Linked DNA regions of Homo sapiens: region 2 is linked to region 1. A link is an interaction called in ENCODE POLR2A ChIA-PET data of the cell type or tissue named here. Cell type or tissue: GM12878. All regions are shown on one strand. Links, peaks and the distances in the headings refer to the core of each region. The heading gives the core; the rest is flanking DNA. Region 1 overlaps CBX5 (chromobox 5). Region 2 holds the start of HOXC6 (homeobox C6).

Region 1 (9,847 bases), core at 3,054-5,553:
GGCTGGAGTGCAGTGGTGCGATCTCGGCTCACTGCAAGCCCCGCCTCCTGGGTTCACACCATTCTTTTGCCTCAGCCTCCCCAGTAGCTGGGACTACAGGCTCCCGCCACCACATCTGGCTAATTTTTTGTATTTTTAGTAGAGACAGGGTTTCACCATGTTAGCCAGGATGGTCTCAATCTCCTGACCTCGTGAGCCACTGCGCCTGGCCTTTTTTTTTCTTTTTTCTTTTCTTTTTTTTTTTTTTTTTTTTTGAGATAGAGTCTTACCCTGTTGCCCAGGCTGGAGTGCAGTGGCGCGATCTCAGCTCACTGCAACCTCCGCCTCCCGTTTAAGCGATTCTCCTGCCTCACCCTCCTGAGTAGCTGGGATTACAGGTGCGTAACTGCCTCAGCCTCCCGAGTAGCTGGGATTACACCACGCCTGACTAATTTTTTTGTGTCTTTAGTAGAGACGGGGTTTCACCATGTTGGCCAGGCTGGTCTCAAACTCCTGACCTCATGATCCACCTGCCTTGGCTTCCCAAAGTGCTGGGATTACAGGCGAGAGCCGCTGTGCCGGCCTACCTCTTGTTTTTCTGGGTTGCCCTAGCTTGCTTGTGATGCCCTCTCTGTAATTGCTGAGGACTGATAAGTTTTTTGTTTGGTTTTTTTTTGAGACGGAGTTTTGCCCTTGTTGTCCAGGCTGGAGTGCAATGGCTTGATCTCGGCTCACTGCAACCTCCATCTTCTGGGTTCAAGTGATTCTCCTGCCTCAGCCTCCCAAGTAGCTGAGATAACAGGTGCCTGCCACCACACCTGGCTAATTTTTGTATTTTTAGTAGAGACAGGGTTTCACCATGTTGGCCAGGTTGGTCTGGAACTCCTGACCTCAGGAGATCTGCCCGCCTCGGCCTACCAAAGTGCTGGGATTACAGGCGTGAGCCACCGCGCCCAGCCTCTTTTCTCATCTCAATGGGCCTTAGGTGCTGTAATCTATAGTTATTGGTAGCTTTACCAGATAGTTCCTATGTATATTTAAGAGAGAAGGCTGAGAGCTGTTATGCCTGAAAGACTCCAGAAATTTGAGAAGCTACTCACCCTTTCCCTTGGAGATTTCCACAAGGATAAGGTTGTGTTCAGAGGCTCATCTTCTTTTCCTCTGTCATGGTATTGGGATTCTATCTTAATCACTCCATCATCCTGCCAGCCATGTCTCATTTCTCATGCTGGAAAGCTCCCTCCTCCTAAGCTCAGTGTGAACCACCAGTCTTGATGCTTTATCTGGTCTAGGCTCTAGCCCTTAAATTGTTTGACTGGCTTTGTGTTTCATTTGACCCTAATACTCCGGGTCACACTGTCTAAAAGAGAATTATGTCCCCTCCGATGTCTGAGTGCATTTCTCATTTCTTACTGCTGCTCCTGAGCAGATCTGTAACTTCAAGGTTAAGATAAGACACATTCCATCAGAACTATGTCGTCATCCTTGCCAGCTTCTGATCTGTGACTGTCTAGGAGATTTACAAGACAATTGCATGCCATCCTTTAAAGAATATTATGGTTGTACTCTGACTCCTGGCATCAGGCCCAATTCGATTTGTCAGTGGTTACAAAACCCATTTCCCAAAAAGAAAAGGACCTCGGCCCATGTGCCCTTTAGGCAGTTCTTAAGGGTGGAAAGGAGGGAATTGAACTCAATCTTTATTTTCTGATGTTTTGTGGGGAGGGGTGGACACCAGAATATTTTTGTCTCTTTCCTCATTAAATTCACTTTTCTTTCTCTGAAAGGTTTCACCAAAATGTTAGTATTGCTGTCATTCTCTCCTGTTCCTTATTCCTTCACAGAGTTACTATTAGTCTTTTCATTCTGCCATCTTTAAAGTTTGTCTGAGTTTTAAGGAATAAGTATTTTGCCCTTGAGAGAGAACGTACCTACCCTGTTCTCTGAAGGTTTATTCGTTTTCCAGTGCCTAGTTAACAAAGACACTGTTCCTCTTTTTCTTGCTATCTACTAATGTGTTGAGCTGCAGGAGTTACTGCATGTGATATGGTTTACTAGCTTAGGAATTTGGAAGGTCACATATTTTCTTCTGCTGTTGTATTCAGCCCTGACATATTTTTACAGAAGGTTCTTTTTGGGGGACTTAATAGATCTTTGGTTTCAACATAAACTCACTTTTTCCCTCGGAGGTACGTAGGGCAGGTAGTACAGATTTATTTAGCCCGTTTAAATGATGCCGGGGTTAGATGGAAAATTTATTTACTCAGGATAACACATGGCAAGTTAATCAGAGTCAGGATCCTATTTAAATGTTTGTTATTGTTTTTATATCCCTTAATTATGAAAAGTTAAAAGGTAAGAGTTGAAAAATGCCGTTTTTAATTGGAGGTTTGCTGATGGTCCATTCAAATCTGAGGAAATCTTTTGTAATTAAAAAATTTCTGGCCGGGTGCAGTGTCTCATGCCTGTAATCCCAGCACTTTGGGAGGCCCAGGTGGGCGGATCACAAGATGAGGAAATCGAGACCATCCTGGCCAACATGATGAAACCCCATCTCTGCTAAAAATACAAAAATTAGCTGGGCGTGGTGGCACATGCCTGTAATCCCAGCTACTTGGGAGGCTGAGGCAGGAGAATCCCTTGAACCAGGGAGTTGGAGGTTGCAGTAAGCCGAGATGGCGCCACAGCACTCTAGCCTGGTGACAGAGCGAGACTCCGTCTCAAAAAAAAAAAAGAAAAAAGAAAAAAATTTCTACTTTGGTCTTACACCCTATGGTTTCTTCTGTTTGACAGTCGTAATAGTCACCATTGTGCTTCTTCTCAACTGAGTTCTTTTTTTTTTTTTTTTGAGACGGTTTCGCTCTTGTTGCTCAGGCTGGAGTGCAGTGGCGCAGTCTCGGCTCACTGCAACCTCTGCCTCCCAGGTTCAAGCGATTCTCCTGCCTTAGCCTCCCAAGTAGCTGGGATTACAGGCAAGTGCTACTATGTCTGGCTAATTTTTGCATTTTTAGTAGAGATGGGGCGTCACCATGTTGGTCAGGCTGGTCTCGAACTCCTGACCTCAGGTAATCCACCTGCCTCGGCTTCCCAAAGTGCTGGGATTACAGGTGTGAGCCACTGTTCCTGGCTCAACTGAGTTCTTTGCTTTTGATTGTCCCTTTTTCTTACTCTCCTATGGCAGCCACTTCTGGCTTTAAAGTTCCCACATCTATAAAGCAGAGTAGAGTTTTGGAGCTCTCTAAAATGTTCTTTAGAGCCAGAAGAATGGAAAACTTACAGTATTTCAAGTCTCTATATATCTTTTTTATTTATCCTAGTACTCCTTTTCTCAAGTATTGAGACATACTGATACAGAGAGTTGTATATTAATAATGTATCAGGTGATGAATAATTATTTAAAAATCTGTTTTATAACATTATAGAGCAACCTATAAGTGGTTTAAATTTATCAACCATTAGGTTGTGGCAGAACTGCTCTCCTCTTTTTTTTTTTTAAGCTTCTTAGGAATTTTTTTCCACCTAAATTCATTTTGTTTTATTTTTTCGAGACAGTCTCACTCTTGTCGCCCAGGCTGGAGTGCAGTGGTGCGATCTAGGCTCACTGCAACCTCTGCCTCCTGGGTTCAAGCGATTTCTCCTCCCTCAGCCCCCTGAGGAGCTGGGACTATATGCGCCTGCCACCACACCTGGCTAATTTTTTTGTATTTTTAGTAGAGACGGGGTTTCACCACGTTGGTCAGGCTAGTCTTGAGCACGTGACCTCAAATGATTGCCCCGTCCCGGCCTCCCAAAGTTCTGGGATTACAGGCATGAGCCACTGCACCTGGCCCTCCACCTCTAATTTTAGTTAAAAGGGGTTTTTTTTTTTTTTTTTTTTGGTTGTTGTTTTGGTAGTGCTTCATGTCTTTGGATTTTGTCTCTAGTAATCCCCCCAAAGAAGGAAAGTTATATAGTGTCTTTAAAATACTTCCCCTCCCCTGTTTCCTGTTATTTTTCCCCTCAAGCAATTTTAATTAACTGTTCTGTGACAGACGGTAAAATGGGATTGCCCAAAGTGCTCTGGTGGGCTGGATTAAGTGATGGGTGGTTTGTACTGATCGTGTTGTAGAAGGATCGAGCCTTTCCCCTCCCCCTTCAGTTGAGCTGTAATCTTGTTAGATGATCTTAAAATGTTATTGATTAATTCACAGTGCTGTTAGAGGAATAAGCATAAATACTGGATTTAAAACCTAAGAAGTAATTCCCTTAAGCTCTGAATGCCTTAGCCTTGAGGCCAAGAGAGGTACCTTCCAATTTCTCCACCCAGTCTTCACTGAAAAGGAAAGTTAAGCCTTTTAACTTTTCCATTTGCTTCTCCCCCTTAGTGTAGTACTGCTGCCAGTTGCTATGGCAACGGACTGGGACAGCTGCGCAGTGGCGCCCAGGCAGCTGGGTGGGGGCAGGGGAGCTGCCAGCCCGCCAAGACCCAGACCTGGGAGGGGAGGCCCCTCCTGTTAGCCCAGAGGGAAAGAAAGAACTGGGGCGATCCGGTAGGTAAAGGAGGGAACCCCCATTCATTTTCTACCTTTGGGGCTCCTCTTCTGCATGAAGGTATAAAGGGAGATTTTCCTTGTCTCTCCCTCAAAATGAAGAACACATGTAAATCCTTGTTTTTCCTGGTGAGGCAGGGGAGGCCATAGCCACAATGCTTAACTGCATGCATCTAACATGGGGCTGGTTTTAACCCCAGCGCTCTGACCTAAACTGCTCAGCTCCCGGAAATTCCAAGGTGAGTGGTGGTGGGGGTGGGGTACTCTCCCTGGAATATGACATTTCCTGTCTCTGGTGAGGTTGGAGGCTGTTTTATTTTAAATAAAGCACATAAGATATTTTCTTGAAGCTTAGGACTCTTCTAAATTCATGGAAAAATTATTTTAACCCCCCCGCACCTACATTTTGCTACTACTTCCTCTTCCAAATAGAGTATTTTAATAAAAACTTAGTCTTATAGGGCAGTAATGGGTATAGGCAGTTTTTTAGGTGGGCAGACCTATAGCTAATAAGTTCTGGAGATATGGTCTCCAACTATATATTCTTGTAATAATTTTTAAAATTTTGCTAATTTGAAGTGAATTGATAATTGCCACTTTTTATGTGACTTGAACATCATTCTGAGGTTAGTAGTGGGCCCTCCCTGACCCAGTGGTTTTCTGGTCAGGGTGGAAATATTTAGAGGGTGCTGATAAACATCTTTAAAGATTACAGGAAAATAATAATGGAGTTCAGCTAAGAAAACAATTTCTGCTACTCTGTAATCCAGACTGTAGGCACCATTTAGCATGGTTAAGGAAGAATTCTTAAAAATGATTATGGAACAACAACATGGGAATTTTTAAAACTAGATTCTCTGTTGAGTACCCCCTGGTGTGCATATTTCTGAGCTTAACTCAATTTCCATTTGTGTTTCCTTGCTTCAGCTTTCCTTGGGCCTATGAATGGTTCCTCTGTATTTTGAGGAGGCTTCATGTTGATGCTGAGTCTGGGGCCAGACTTCTTTTTCCTCCTCCTCTTCCTTTGGCCCTGAGTCAACTTCAGTTAAGAGGGAGAGGTACCTTCTTAACTATTTGGGTTAGTTGCATCTTGGGAATTACTGAATAATCTAGTGACTAATTTTGAATTTTAGGACTGAAAAATTTTTTCTCCTTTCTGCCTCCCTCCCATCCCCAAATTAGCTTTCTAAAAAGGAAGATTAGTGTGTTTGAGATGTCAGCCTTGCTTTTGTGAGCTGATGGATGCTCTGAAGGGACAAGCTCAATTTGTTTAAGGGAAATGTACCAAGTCACTGAAAATGTGGTGAAAGGTGCCTAAGCAAGCCTTTTTTGTGTGCTGCTAAGAGACTGGGCAAGATGCTCAGAGCACAGAAAACTCATATTTTAGTGGCTTTTCTTTTTTCATTTTTATAAAGACGCTTATTCACCTTGGAGAAAAAGGTTTTAATTTTATCTTGGTTCATTTAACTAAAGATTTTGCACATTTCTGTTTGAGTTCCTGGCTTGTAAACAGTTACAAACATAGCCAGGAATAACATACCACACTACTTGTCTTTTGGAATCTGAAATAGAAGAGTTAAACAGTTGTGCCTTCTAATAATTTTGGTCTCTTTAGCCGAAGAGGAGGTTGTAGTTGAGGAAGTGAAGACTGATTCATTTTTAAATTAAACTCTTAGGACTCATCTGTAGAATGATTTGAGACTCAAGAGCAGGGCACATGGCAACTCAGTGTTATCCCCTTTTCATCCCATCAAGAAAAGACAAAGTTTTTAACTCCTCACATGGATTCTAACCATTTTGTCCTTTGCCTTTGCAGGGACCTGGTGGCCTTAGTCTTTCAGGTGGAACGGTGTGCGACATGGGAAAGAAAACCAAGCGGACAGCTGACAGTTCTTCTTCAGAGGATGAGGAGGAGTATGTTGTGGAGAAGGTGCTAGACAGGCGCGTGGTTAAGGGACAAGTGGAATATCTACTGAAGTGGAAAGGCTTTTCTGAGTAAGTTCCTTTTTTCCCCCAGGCGTTGGGACTCTGTAGAGATAGATACCTTTGGTTTACTTCCTTAGGAATCACAAGCATTTTTGTCTTTTTCTTCCCCCTCCTGCACTCTTCCTAAGAGTTAGAAGACACAGCAGTAAAGAAAACAAAATCTCTCCGCTTGTGGAGCTTACGTTCTAATGATACTGCTTTTGAAAGGCAGTATAATGAATTGGTTAGGAGCACAGACTCGAGAGTCAGATTGCTTGGGTCTAGATTCTAACTCCACCACTTATGATACAAACTGGATGGCCTTGGCTAATTTCCTTAATCATTTTATCTCCTCAGTGAAATAAGGATAAGCAGTAGTGCTTATAAGGCCAGGCGTGGTGGCTTGCACTCTAATCTCAGCACTTTGGGAGGCTGAGGCGGGTGGATCACCTGAGGTCAGGAGTTTGAGACCAGCCTGGCCAACATGGTGAAACTCCATCTACTAAAAATAAAAAAATTAAGTGTGGTGGCAGGTCCCTGTAATCCCAGCTACTCCAGAGGCTGAGGTAGGAGAATCACTTGAACCTAGGAGGCGGAGGTTGCAGTGAGCCAAGATTGCGCCACTGCACTCCAGCCTGGGTGACTGTGTTTTTAGTAGAGGCAGGGTTTTGTCATGTTACTCAGGCTGGTCTCGAACTTCCAGGCTCAAGTGAGCCACCTGCCTTGGCCTCCCAAAGTGCTGGGATTACAGCCGTGAGCCACCGTGCCTGGCTGTGAAATTAATTTTAATAATATTTTATTTAACCTAATACGTGAAAAATACTATTTCAGCGTTAATCAGTACAAAAGTTATTAATGAAATTTGTGTGTGTGTGTGTGCTAAGACTTGAAAATCTGGGATGTATTTTATACTTTATAGTGCATCTCCATTCAAACTAGCTGCATTTCAAATAGGCACATGTGGCTAGTGGTTACCATATTGGATGGCACAGCTCCTGCAGTCTAGGACCTAAATACACTAAAAGATACAGTGGTTTACCAATACTTTTGGATAAAGGCTATGTGTCAAGAACCTTTGAAACATACTGGAGGTTATTTCATTACATGACTCAAGGTTTCTCATCTGGAGAATTATTGGCGTTGTAGGTGGGATCATTCATGCATTGCAGGATGCTTAGCATCTCTAGCACCCAGAGTGCAAGTATGGGTAGCACAACAATCAGAAGATGCCCTCTGTTTGTAGAGAGGAGTGGTATCACAGCTTCCACTAGAGATGAGAACTGTTAAAGTTTGAGAGACCTCTAGAGCACTAACAGATAGGAACTAAAGTAACACCAGAAGATTTTGAAGATGTTTATTGGGCCCATTTCCACTGGAAATATTTGGGTGTTTGAAAGATACTTGAAACTCTTTCTCTGTCATTGAGCTACTGGTACCTTACCATAGATGAAAGGGGAAAAGGTAAGGTTTGGGGTAGACAAAGTAAACATTGGTCCTTTTTCAGAAATGCCCTGGATTTCATAAAAGACTGGAACAAATCAGCATTGTCTATAACTAAATGCCTACTTTGTGCTAGACAGTGATCAAATTCTACCTCTTGTGCTCTCTTCGATTCTCACAAAAGCATTTAGAGTCCAGGCATGGTGGTATGTACCCGTGGTCCCAGCTACTAGGGAGGTTGAAGTGGGAGGATTGCTTGAGTCCAGGAGTTTTGGGCTGTAGTGCACTAAACCGATCAGGTGTCTGCATTAAGTTTGGCATCAATATAGTGACCTCCCAGGAGTGAGGGACCACCAGGTTGCCTAAGTAGGAGTGAACCAGAGCAGGTCAGAACTCCCATTTTGAGCATTAGTAGGATCGTACCTGTGAATAGCCACTGCACTCCTGTCTGGTTAACATAGCAAGACCCTTGCCTCTTTCAAAACTTTAATTCTTTTTTTAATTTAAATTTTTACATATTTTTATCTTTTTTTTTTTTTTTTTTTGAGACAGAGTCTCTCACTATCGCCCACGCTGGAGCTCAGTGGCGCGATCTCAGCTCACTGCAACCTCCGCCTCCCGGGTTCAAGCGATTCTCCTGCCTCAGCCTCCCGAGTAGCTGGGATTACAGGTGCCTGCCACCACGCCCAGCTAACTTTTTGTATTTTTAGTAGAGACAGCATTTCACCATGTTGGCCAGGCTGGTCTCGAACTCCTGACCTTGTGATTCGCCCACCTCAGCCTCCCAAAGTGTTGGGATTACAGGCGTGAGCCACCACGCCCTGCTTTTTTATCTTCAAAATAGAGACAGGGTCTCACTGTGTTACCCAGGCTGGTCTCGCTCTCTTGGGTTCAAGCGATCTGCCTGCCTTGGCCTCTTGAAGTGCTGGGATTATAGGTGTGAATCACTATTCCTGGCCAACCCAGGCTCTTTTTAAATCATACTATGTTGTCTTTTGGGTGGAAACTGAAGTAGAAGCAGCAGTACCAAAGTGTTAGGAAAAGGGATAATCGCATTATAGGACTGGCTTTTCTAGCTATCAACAGATTCTTCCCAACCCCCAAGTGTATTCGGCTTGTGTAATAGTCTTGGTACACCTTTTGATATTGGTATGTTAATTTCCTCTGGGATGGTAAACTATATGGTCTGTGGGTTTTGGGGAAAGTTACTGTGTGAGGAATTTTTTTTCTTGACTTCTTTTCTTTTTTTGAGACAAGAGTTTTGCTCTTATTGCCCAGGCTGGTGTGCAATGGCGTGATCTTGGCTCACTGCAACCTCCTTCTCCCGGGTTCAAACGATTCTCCTGCCTCAGCCTCCTGAGTAGATGGGATTACAGGCGCCCGCCACCACGCCCTTCTAAATTTTGTATTTTTATTAGAGATGGGGTTTCACTGTGTTGGCCAGGATGGTCTCGACCTCCTGACCTCAGGTGATCCACCTGCTTCTGCTTCCCAAAGTGCTGGGATTAGAGACTTGAGCCACCGTGCCCGGCCGAGGAATTTTTTTTCTGCTGAGAGAAGGGATATAAAGGAGAAACTTTCCCATATTAGCTCAAATGATTTAGAAATAAATTTTGTCTCAATATTATGTTCCTTTTGTAGAAAGTTGTTTAGGTCAAGAGTAAATAGCTCAGATTTTTCCGTCTTTCTGCTTTCTACTTGAGTCAGGTTATTATGGCATGTGTTCAAATCATTCCCATCTAAATAAACCTTTTTTTTTTTTTTTTTTTTTTGAGATGGAGTTTCACTCTTGTTGCCCAGGCTGGAGTGCAATAGCTCGAACTCAGCTCACCACAACCTCCTGCCTCCCGGGTTCAAGTGATCCTCCCTCCTCAGCCTCCTGAGTAGCTAGGATTACAGGCAGGTGCCACCATGCCCGACTGCTTCAGCCTCCC
Region 2 (9,847 bases), core at 631-3,130, 230 kb after region 1:
TTATTAAATATTCGAGAACGGACCCAGAGGTTGGATTTATACAGGAGGGTAACACGAAGGGATTTATTTATTTATTTATTTTCTCCTACTGGCTAAACAAACGTCATTCACTTTTTTTCTCTCTTTTTGTAATTTTCCCTCTTTTTTTTCCTTTTTTGAAATTGGATAGGAACACTGACGGTGCTAAACATAAATATAAATACAGAGACCACAAATACAGCTAAAAATCTTCACACAGAAACGGTCACAGTTTGTAAAATGCCATAATGACCCCCAGGATTCTTTAAATACAATTTGCCTGGGCTGGGCATTTGCTGGGGCAGAGGGGCTAGGCAGGGACTGCGGGGAGGCCCTGGGGGTTGGTGTGGGGCCAAGGCGCGCCCTCCTTGGGCCTCCGGCCCTCCCCGGCTGCCAGGCCGGGCCCTGAGGCCCTGGAGCAGAGGCCCCAGCAGGCCCAGGAGCCGGCTCTCTGCACGGGGGGCGGGGGTGGGGGCGTCGAAGGAGTGGGGGAGCCAAGTCCTCACTTGGAGGGCAATCTGTAGAGTCTGAGTTCAGGGTCCGAGCCCCCAAGGCCTGGACGGGGAAAAGGGCCTGTAGACAAGCCGAGAACGAGCTAGCAAGGGAGCGAGGAGGAGGAGGCGCGTGGTGAAAGAGAGTTGTGCGGTGAGGGAGGGGGTCCAGAGCTGACTTTCAGGTCCACGTTTGACTCCCTAATTTTGTTTTAGGGAATCAAAACACATCAATTGTGCCAGTGATAAATACAGAGTGTGTGATTAGGGGAGAGTTGGTGGGGAGCGAGGGAGAAAGGGAGAGAGGGGTGGCAGGGACAGTCCTGGTCACTCTTTCTGCTTCTCCTCTTCTGTCTCTTCCCGCTTTTCCTCTTTTCCGCCCAGGCTGTCGGCGGTGGCCCCTCCGCCGCCCCCCGAGAGAGTGGATGTGAGATTAGATTCTTTTTTCCACTTCATCCGGCGGTTCTGGAACCAGATTTTGATCTGTCGCTCGGTCAGGCAAAGCGCGTTGGCGATCTCGATGCGCCGGCGCCGCGTTAGGTAGCGATTGAAGTGAAATTCCTTCTCCAGTTCCAGGGTCTGGTACCGCGAGTAGATCTGGCGGCCGCGCCTCCGGTCCGCTCCGTAGCCGACCCCTAAAGATCCGGGCACAAAACACACTAAAAGCAATCAGCAAAGCGTCCTCTGCAGACTGTTTCGCCTAGCAAAGTCCTGACCCTCCCAACCTGGCCAGCAGCTCACAGCCTCCTTAGGGCTCTAGCCTTCTCCCTTTTGCCTTGCCCCACCCCCACTGGGGGTACAGCGAGGACCCCAACTTCAGACCTCCTATAAGGTGGGACCTGTGTGTCCCAAAGAAAGGTGTGTGGTGGGGGGGGGGGCGGGGGGGCGGGGCAAAAGGCAAACAGAAAGCTGCAAGTCTAAAAGCAGATTTTTGAAAAATCCCAGATAATGGGGATGAGGGCCCCCTTTCTCAAGGACTGGGCTCCCCCATCTCCCCAAGCATCCTAGTTCCTTGGAAACTTCTCCCCACTTATCTGCCTCTCCTCTCCCCCTCCCTTCTCCTCAGACTGACTCCACTTTGGGGGGCTCCCCTATCTTCTGCTCCCTCCCCTCATCCCCTGCCCTGTTCCTGCCCCCTCAGCCCGCCTTGGGGCCCTCCAATCCGTCAGGGGCCAAGGGGGCCAGGCCCCTGCAAGCGAGCGAGAGGCGAGCTGAGGGGGCAGAAGAGGGGGCCCTGTCTCGGTGAGGAGACGAGCGTGATTGTTTTTATGGGGCCATAAAAAACTCTCTCCGCCCGTTCTTCTAGGGAAGCCGGTCATAAAGCCAGTTCAGTTTATTTAATTTATATCTCGGAGCTGTAAAACTCACCACTGTGCGAATTCATTCGCTGCATCCAGGGGTAAATCTGGATACTGGCTTTCTGGTCCTGGGGCGCAGTCCTGCCCTGCTCAGAACTAAAATCCTGAGCGATTGAGGTCTGTGTGTTATGTCCTAAGGTGTTTTGTCTGCAGTTTGAGAGCATGTCTTTCTCCTGGTAAAAGGAATTAGATCCATAGTCATACGGCCCCCGGCTGGAACTGAACACGACATTCTCCTGTGGCGAATAAAAGGGAGTCGAGTAGATCCGGTTCTGGGCAACGGCCGCTCCATAGGTCGAGAAATGCCTCACTGGATCATAGGCGGTGGAATTGAGGGCGACGTTGGGGAGGACGTCCTGGCCCCCGGCGAGGTGGCAGGATAAGGAAGGGTTAGTGAAGTAGGAATTCATCCCTTTGCCTTTACCTGGTCGGTCTATGATTTCTTTAATATTTATTTCTGTCTCCAGTTTGTACTCGGAACTAGATGGTTATAGGGACGGCTCCAATCCAGGACAGACAAAATGACAAAGTCAGCTGACCCCCTCCCAGCCAATCGCAAGCCAGATGTCAGGAAGGGGGAAAAAAATCGCTTCTGCTTCTGTTGATTCCCTAGTTGAGACTAAGTGTGTGCTTTGAAAGTAAGACTTGGATTTCTTTTAAAAAATATATATATATATATATATATGTAAGGGAACTGGTTTGGTGGTGAAGGAGGGGTGCATGTCCCTGAGCAGGGCCTTGGGACTCAGGGAAGGAGAGCTGTACTACCAGGAAATCTCTCAGCCCCAGCTAACTTTGCTGTGCTGTGGCCAGAGCCAGGGCTAGAGAAACCCCTGTATTTTCAATCTGGTTTCATGTTTTATATCTGCCCCCTTCTAAAATTACATCCTGATTTCTCCAAGGGAAGAACTCCCTCCCAGCACAGGAGGGGGGTCCCTAGAAATCCTGCAGGAAATCCTGTTTTGACACTCCATGGAGTGAGTCCCATCACTAAACTAGTATTTTTTTCACCAATAATTAAAAAAAAATCAAAAGTAGAAAGAAATTTCATAAAACCTGTTCCCCTGAGTAAGTAGAGTGTGGCTGAGAGTCTTGAATGTAGTAGGGATGTGGGGAACAACTAGGTCTAAAGGGGCAAGACTTCAGGGTACAGTGGCAGAGCTGGAGTGGGCAAATGGGCCACGCATCTGCTCTCCTTTGCCTCCTGGCTCCCTTCTGCCTCCTTCTCAGGACCCCTCTGTTGGGAAAACTCTTCCAGCATTTTTGCCTAAAAGGGAAAATGTATAAAAAATGCAATAGAAAAAGGAGAAAAAGAAGTAAAATGTAGGGAGGTGGCACCGGAGGGGGAAAGACAGAGAGAAAGAGAGAGAGAGGAAGAACGAAAACTCTGAGAATCTTTCTAGAGACATCAACTCCTGTTTATGTTGGTGAGAATTTATTATTTGGAGCCAGTGAGGGCCTGTGGGGTAATTCACATAGGATCCAGCCAGAAAGAGAAGGCTGGTGGGGCTCTGATGGACAGTTAGCTTCCTGCAGGCTCAAGCCCCTGCCTTGGTCAGAAGCCCCCCTGCCCCCTCCAGACTCAGGGCACCGCCAGTGGAGGCGCCCCTGGACCTGAGCTATGAGGCTTGGAGACTTCAGAAAGGGGTTCTAAGGAGCTCTCACCCAAGTGCCAGTCACCCGTGGTGGGGATGGGCCTCTCAGCAACCTCAACGCCCATTTTATTCCCCCATCTTGGGGCTAAAAAAAGGGAAGAGACGGTTACGAAAAGGCAGCTGAATCCGAGGCTTGTGAGGGAGCCGCAGTAGGCGAACTGAAACAGCGGAAAGTGTGCAGATGGGGGTTTTCTCCTGATTAGTCCAAACTTAATTTGATATCGTGATATAGGCTGAAAATGCCTTGAGTTGACAAAGAAGGGTGGTGGGGAGTGTGCGGGGAGCAGAGAAAGCTCATATCCCCCCCCCCCCACCATTTTTGGGTGGGTTGGGGGGGGGGAAAGCTGGCTATAACAAGAACCCGGATGTCGCCGGATTTTATGATCTTTTCCTTCTGTGTAACAAAGCGGAGTAATCAATGGGTAGCAATAAAGCCATAAACGGGACTATGCTGAGAAAAAACTCGTTTATTCATCTTCTGTAACGTTAAGGTTTCCCTGGAGTGTCGCTAGGGGGGAAAAATAAAGTTTCGAACCCAAAAGCAGACAGTGTGCAGGAGCTGGTGGAGACAACATGTTAGTTAATACATGAACCTCGTTAGGGGGTTGAAGAGTCTTCCTGCCAGACAATTTGTGTTGGTTTTAGAAAATACAGCCCCAATCCTCCAGAAAGGACAGAAATTTGTCGGTATTTGGAAGGGAAGGGGAAAGACTCCTATAATTATAAAGGTTCCTCCTTCTAGATCACACTTTCTTCTCCCCAAGGAAATGAAGGGGAAAGGGTAGAGGAGGATTTTTAAATTAAGAAAAAAAATTTTAGATGAGTTATCTCATTTTTGGGGTGACTTGGCAGGTACACAAACATAGACACCAATGTGAGTTGCTTTTTGCCCTAGAATCCAGCTGTCCTCGAATTCATGGCATGCCTGAGCAGAGGTTTCCAACAGCTGGCTGAGGCTTCAGGCCCCCTGGAGGGCAAGAGGTGGGGGAGAGACAACAAGGCAGGAGTACTCTGGGGACTGAGCTAGGGAACAAGTCAGTGCACCCCTGGACACAAGTAGCCTCTCTCAGAGTTCCCAGCCTCCTTTCTGCCCTAAGGGTAGTGGTGTAACAAGTAGAAGAGGCCGGAAGAGAGAGTAACTCTGTCCCCCCCTCCAATTTCAGAGAGAGATTGCTAGAGGGATAAATCATGTCAGTGATATTTCCTTCAAGATATTAAATTGTTGCAATGTACAACAAATTGAATGATGGAAGATAGGATGTCTTAATGAGGTTTCACTTTCAATGAGTGTTGATTTTCTATGTATTTAAAAATCTCTTTTATGTCTGGGTGGGGGAGGGAAGGACCTTGGAAGAAAGAAGGGGCTTCTGGGGCAGCATGGACTACAGCCCCCAGCAAGGATGCCTAGGTTTCCTTGAGCCCCTCCTCAACCATGTCTGGAGAGGAAAGGGGCCCCAAAGTTGGGGAGATTCTCTATTGGGGCCTAAAGTCGGTGGGCTCAGGGAGGTTGGCGACCTGAGAGGCAGAATGTGAGCCTCAGCCCCAGAAAGTTAAGTGTTTTATGACGTCCCTAAACAGAGGGCAGAGACTGAAAGGTCTCGCCGATTTATAATGAACAGAAACCAGCTGCTGGGTGAAAAAGGCAGAAATGCTGGAAGGGGGAGAGAAGGGGAAACAGAAATACAAATAAATTCCTCCACTGCTTAAAGACCTTTGGCAAAATTAATTTTCAACACCTCCCCCCCCCCCAATTACCTTTCATTCCTGAGGAAAGAAGAAGCCCTCTTCTTTCTCTTAGATCTTTAATTATGCAGCTGAAATTTGCTGAAAGGATTCGCTCCAAGGGGGGAGAGCAGGTCAGATGAGCCCGATCTTCCCTACATTGGATTATATTTTCTTTTTCCCATTTCATGTTAATTTTATTTTTTTGGCAAAAGAATGGCTGTCTATAGGGGGAAAGCTGGGACTTAGATTTTTCTAAATATATTTATATTTTCCTGTTAAATTTGTCTGAAAACAATTATGGAAACTCATCAGCAGAAGCAAGAACAGATGTTTTATTAAAACTGCAGTTGTGCTCTGTAAATATGCACAAGTCTTGGGAAGGAGGGGAGAGAACTTGTTCTTTGTTTCTATAAAACGAGCCTAAAGAAATCAGAGAACACTACCCCCCAACCCCATCAGGCTTGCAGGTCTCCTTGCTACTGCTCTGGCCCCTTAGCCTCCCAAATCAGGCATTCGGAAGGGGCTTGGTGTCAAGAGCAGATTTTCACTTTCAGAGAAGCTTTAATTAGTGGATTCAAAAACAGAATTCAAAAAACACAGAAAAAGAATACAAGGGAAAAATTGCCACTTGCTTCTCCAGTCCTCTCCAATGCAAAACACATGCTTTTGATAGCGCTAATTATAGGAGAGAAATTTACTGCCTGCGCCTTGGACCTGAGTGGGGTGCAGTCACTGGCCTGGAGTCCCCAAGGATAAGGGTGGCATTGCAGCCTGGGCACTTGGGGATTTCCCTAGGCAAGTTAAATGCTACCACTCCAGCCTTACTCCCCTTTAGGCCAGGGAAAGGCTGGGGGCATGTGAGCTCTGAACTGGGGAAAGGGTGGGTGGGACTGGACCCAGCCTGAAGAAGTTCGTGGGCAGGCCTCACCTTGCTGGCCTTTGCTTTCCACTCAGCTCTGGGAAATATATTAATTTCCTGGGGAGGGATATTTGAAGTGAGAGGGATGAGATCTGGAATTTTTATTTGGGGACAATATTTTCCAGAGGTCCTCCTTAGTTGTGTTCTCCCTGTCTCCTCTCTCTCCCCAGATCCCCTAACTCTGCGCGGATGTTTGTAACTCACCAACCCTCGCACACAGATACACATACTCCATTCCTGACTGCCGCGCTGCAACTACAGCTCGGTGCCTCCTGAGGCTGCTCGGGGACCCAAGCACTGGAGCCTCAGGACTCAGTGCTCAGCCTCAGCGCCTGGCCTGGGTGCTCAGCTGCCTGGACGCGACCGCAGCTGCCCGACCCTGCCCCCACCACCCCCAAGTCTCACTTTTCTGAGCAAGAGAAGAACGGTTGCCCCGCTGGCCCCTTTTGTGCCACTGGGCGAGGGCTAAAATCCCTCTTACGGAGAAAGCCGAGTTTCAGTAATTGCTCAGCTCCCCTCATAATCACACTATTTGGTTAAGGCTTTGCTGTTCTGGAGCGACTGCTCAGTTGGCCCGATTGGTCTATGATTAGACTTTTTTATTTAGAAATTAAAAAATAAATTCTACTCCAAATGCCTGGTGTTTTGTGTATAAATAAGCTCCTTTGATCTCCATGGAACTCCTAGTCAAAGGATCAGATCGCAAAGAGCCTCCTGGTCTGCCAGAGAACCTGAATGCAGGGAATGCTGTTTGGGAACACCAAAGCATGGCTCACCTAAGGGGCTTCCAGTTTCCCATAGATATGATGGGGGAAGCTGTCTGAGCACATACCTGCCCCCGCTACACACACCGCATTCCAAAAAGGTACACTCCTCCTTTCAAAGTTTAGGCATGGAGAGAAGTGAAATTTGACACACCTAACACAGAAATGGATATCATTTGGGGGTGCTAATATTTTGGGGACAGGGCCCGGGCTGACCAGTTGAAGGGAGCTGGGGATCAGCAGGGAGGGGGAAAGGAGGAAGAGGGCAGATTGGGCATGTTAAGCTGCTGAGAACTGCCCCCAAACACCTCCAAGGCCTGCGCTGGTGATTCCTCTTTTGAGCTAAGAGGTTGAGAGGCTACCCGAGCTGCTTTTGCTTTATTACAATTAAACGGAGAAGAAAGGTATATGGAAGGGCTCTGCTAACTCATGTCACATTTCCTCTCCTCCCTCTCTCTTTCCAGATTTCTGCCTGACCTTTCCTTACCAGCACTTCACTTATTGCTGCTACCATCAGCAGATACAAACTCTCACATTGGCATTTGTTTGGCTTCTCAATTCACTTCTCTGACTTAAGGTTAAAACGTAAAATAGGTCCCAAACATCTCTACCCCATCACGCTCAGCCCTGAGCCCCCTTCCAGCTCCATCTGGAAAAAATCATTTCTGGCTTTTTGGGGGCTGGTGCCCAAGCCTCCCACCTCTATTCCAAGCAGCTGAGTATTAGCTGAGGAGGGGGCTTGGGGAGAGCCTGGGGACACAGCTCTCTGTGATCTGGGAATGGGGAGAGAGCTTAGATGCCTAGGGACACTTGAGGGGGGCAAAGCAAGTGGCCCTGCTTGGCCCAGGAGAAAAATTAAAATGCAGAATATCCAGAATATTTTCAGCCCCCAGAATAGGGCCTCAAGAGGATGTCACATGAGGAAGAAGCCGCAATAGGGGGTGTGCTGCTCTGCACTGGGTCAAAGGATCCCCAGCCTCCTGGCTTCTTCTATACCCCTCCACATGAAGCACTGCTTGGACCCATTTGAGAGGTTCATGAGAATTATAAAATTCAAGAACTCGGTATTATGACATCACAGTGAGTTGTCATATAGAAATTGTAAATGTCCTACCAGTTATACATGGCAGGAGTTTTGTGTGTGGGTTCCTGCCCTCCTTTCATGTTTTTTCCTTTCCCCCTCTTTCTCCCCCTGGTCTAACCTCTCCTGCTTGAAAATAAAATGTTGTTATGTTCTGGAACAATATGCCAACAATAAAACAGCATCCTCATTTCCCTATAAATAATTTTATCCTTTATTGTTTGCAGATCTGAAAGAACCATTTAATCTGTGCTGGCAAAAAGAGAGAGAGAGAGACTGGGAGGGGAAAATTAATTTCAGAAATGAGAATATTACTTACTTCAATGATACTCTTTTAAATTTAATAGCTAGCAGCAAAATTAAAGGCCAAAAGCCAACTATCTGACTCTACACCTGGCAGGATTGGAGACATATAGGATCTTTAGCAAAGGGGCAATTTAATTTTGTAGGATTTGCTTAAATTCACTGCAATTTTGGGGGGCTGAGGAGAGGGAGTGTGGGAGAAGAATGACATGCTATATCTAGCTTTATGAATCCACCAACATTACCCTGATTTAAAACCCAACAACCTGTGTCTCAGGGAAACTCCTGCAGAAAGGAGTGGGGTAGTGGGGGACTGGGTTGATGGGGGTGGGCTCAACTTTCTCAATGAGTGTGGCCCCCTTAACCAAGTGGTCACCAGGGGAAGGAAGAAAAGCCTAGGCAAGGGAAGGGCTGCTCAGAAGTCTGTCCACCACAGGGACACCCAGAGGTTTATGGTGTCCCCATAATTCCCCTGACCCTATAAACAGCTGCCCTGTTTTAAGACTATTTCTGCTTCCTCCCCTCCGAAAGGGAGAATGCAGGAGCTTGTGAGGGCAGGAGGGGGTTGCTGGAAAGGGGAGGGAGTCCGGGGATAGCACAGCACTTTGTTCTCCTGGGCGAGTTCGCTGGTTTGGCGGGTTTCTGACGCAGGGTGGCAGCAGACAAAACAAGTAAACAACTCACAGACACAATAAACAGGAGCGGCTGCGGCGCCGTGGCAGAGGCCGTGGGCTGGGCGAGGGGCACAATCCTGGAGTAATGTCACCCCAGTGCCTGGGGTGACCAAGGCCCAGAAAGCCTAAGGCTGCCCTCCTTGAAGGGCGGGAGGAAGGTGGAAGAAAGCTGCACACCTCTTGGTGCAGCCTGTCTGGACAAGAGTCTTGGGAGGAACCCGATCACCTAGAGAGAGTAGCGGAAAACCCCTCCAGCCCCGCTCTGGTCCCTGCTTTCTTTTATGGGGTTTTCCACTGACATTGATATTTCCCCTCTGCTCTGTCTTTTTGTGTCTCTGGAAGGGAAAAAGGCTGGGAAAGGAGGCCCATCAATTCTCAGCCTTGGTAGCCCATACTCAGTGCTCCAGGCCACAGGCAGCGGGTCCAGCGTCCTCTCCCGTGCTGCCCGGACCAGCCGTCTCCCTGACCAGGTCTTGTCCTGGCTCAGATAGCGACGAGGATTAAAACGCAGTTCATCCAGTAACCAGATCTGGGTATTTGGGGGACCTTAGAGAACTCCCAATCTGCCGCCACGGATGCAGGCAAATCGGGCTGGGGCGGGGTGAGCGGCCGGCTGGGGCAAGCAGGGGGAGAAACAGATATTCACTGCATCCCTACCCCTTTTGGCTTGCCTTTTCCACAAGCTTCTCCAAGCACCCTGGCCAGCAGCTGCCCCAGATCACTGTCCAGAGGCCACCTTATTAACCACTCTGATCCCTTCATCGCTCCAGTGAGGCTTCCAGCGCCAGGGCCCTGACTACTCCGAACTGCTTGCAGCCCCACCATGCCCGTGAAAAGAATCCCGCAGAACTCAATTTCA

What was found. ChIA-PET counts read pairs that join two places held together with the same protein. Peaks named below come from ENCODE experiments on the same cell type or tissue, not always from the same donor. Only the 100,000 strongest peaks of a DNase experiment are listed, where the experiment ranks them.
Region 2: POLR2A ChIA-PET joins it to region 1 with 5 read pairs; 5 of 35 experiments call an interaction of 5 or more read pairs at or near these places.

The regions. Positions count from the first base shown.
Region 1 is chr12:54,254,170-54,264,016 of GRCh38, reverse strand. CBX5 (chromobox 5) reads left to right here. Exons shown (of 5, transcript NM_012117.3): 2 at 6,325-6,503. The coding sequence starts at 6,367. SCAT2 (S-phase cancer associated transcript 2) reads right to left here and starts at 1,402. Exons shown (of 2, transcript NR_157844.1): 1 at 1,080-1,402. It also overlaps the pseudogene RN7SL390P. RefSeq lists enhancers at 4,530-4,699, 6,893-7,554. In GM12878, for the core only: no CTCF peak of the experiment used is centred there; a DNase peak (open chromatin) is centred at 4,306; H3K4me3 peaks cover 1,335 bases; H3K27ac peaks cover 2,262 bases.
Region 2 is chr12:54,020,952-54,030,798 of GRCh38, reverse strand. It overlaps HOXC6 (homeobox C6), which reads right to left and starts at 2,359. Exons shown (of 2, transcript NM_004503.4): 1 at 1,878-2,359; 2 at 1-1,144. The coding sequence starts at 2,277. The coding sequence ends at 837. It also overlaps a transcript of HOXC4 not described here and a transcript of HOXC5 not described here. RefSeq lists enhancers at 8,861-9,070, 9,138-9,847. In GM12878, for the core only: no CTCF peak of the experiment used is centred there; no DNase peak of the experiment used is centred there; H3K4me3 peaks cover 497 bases.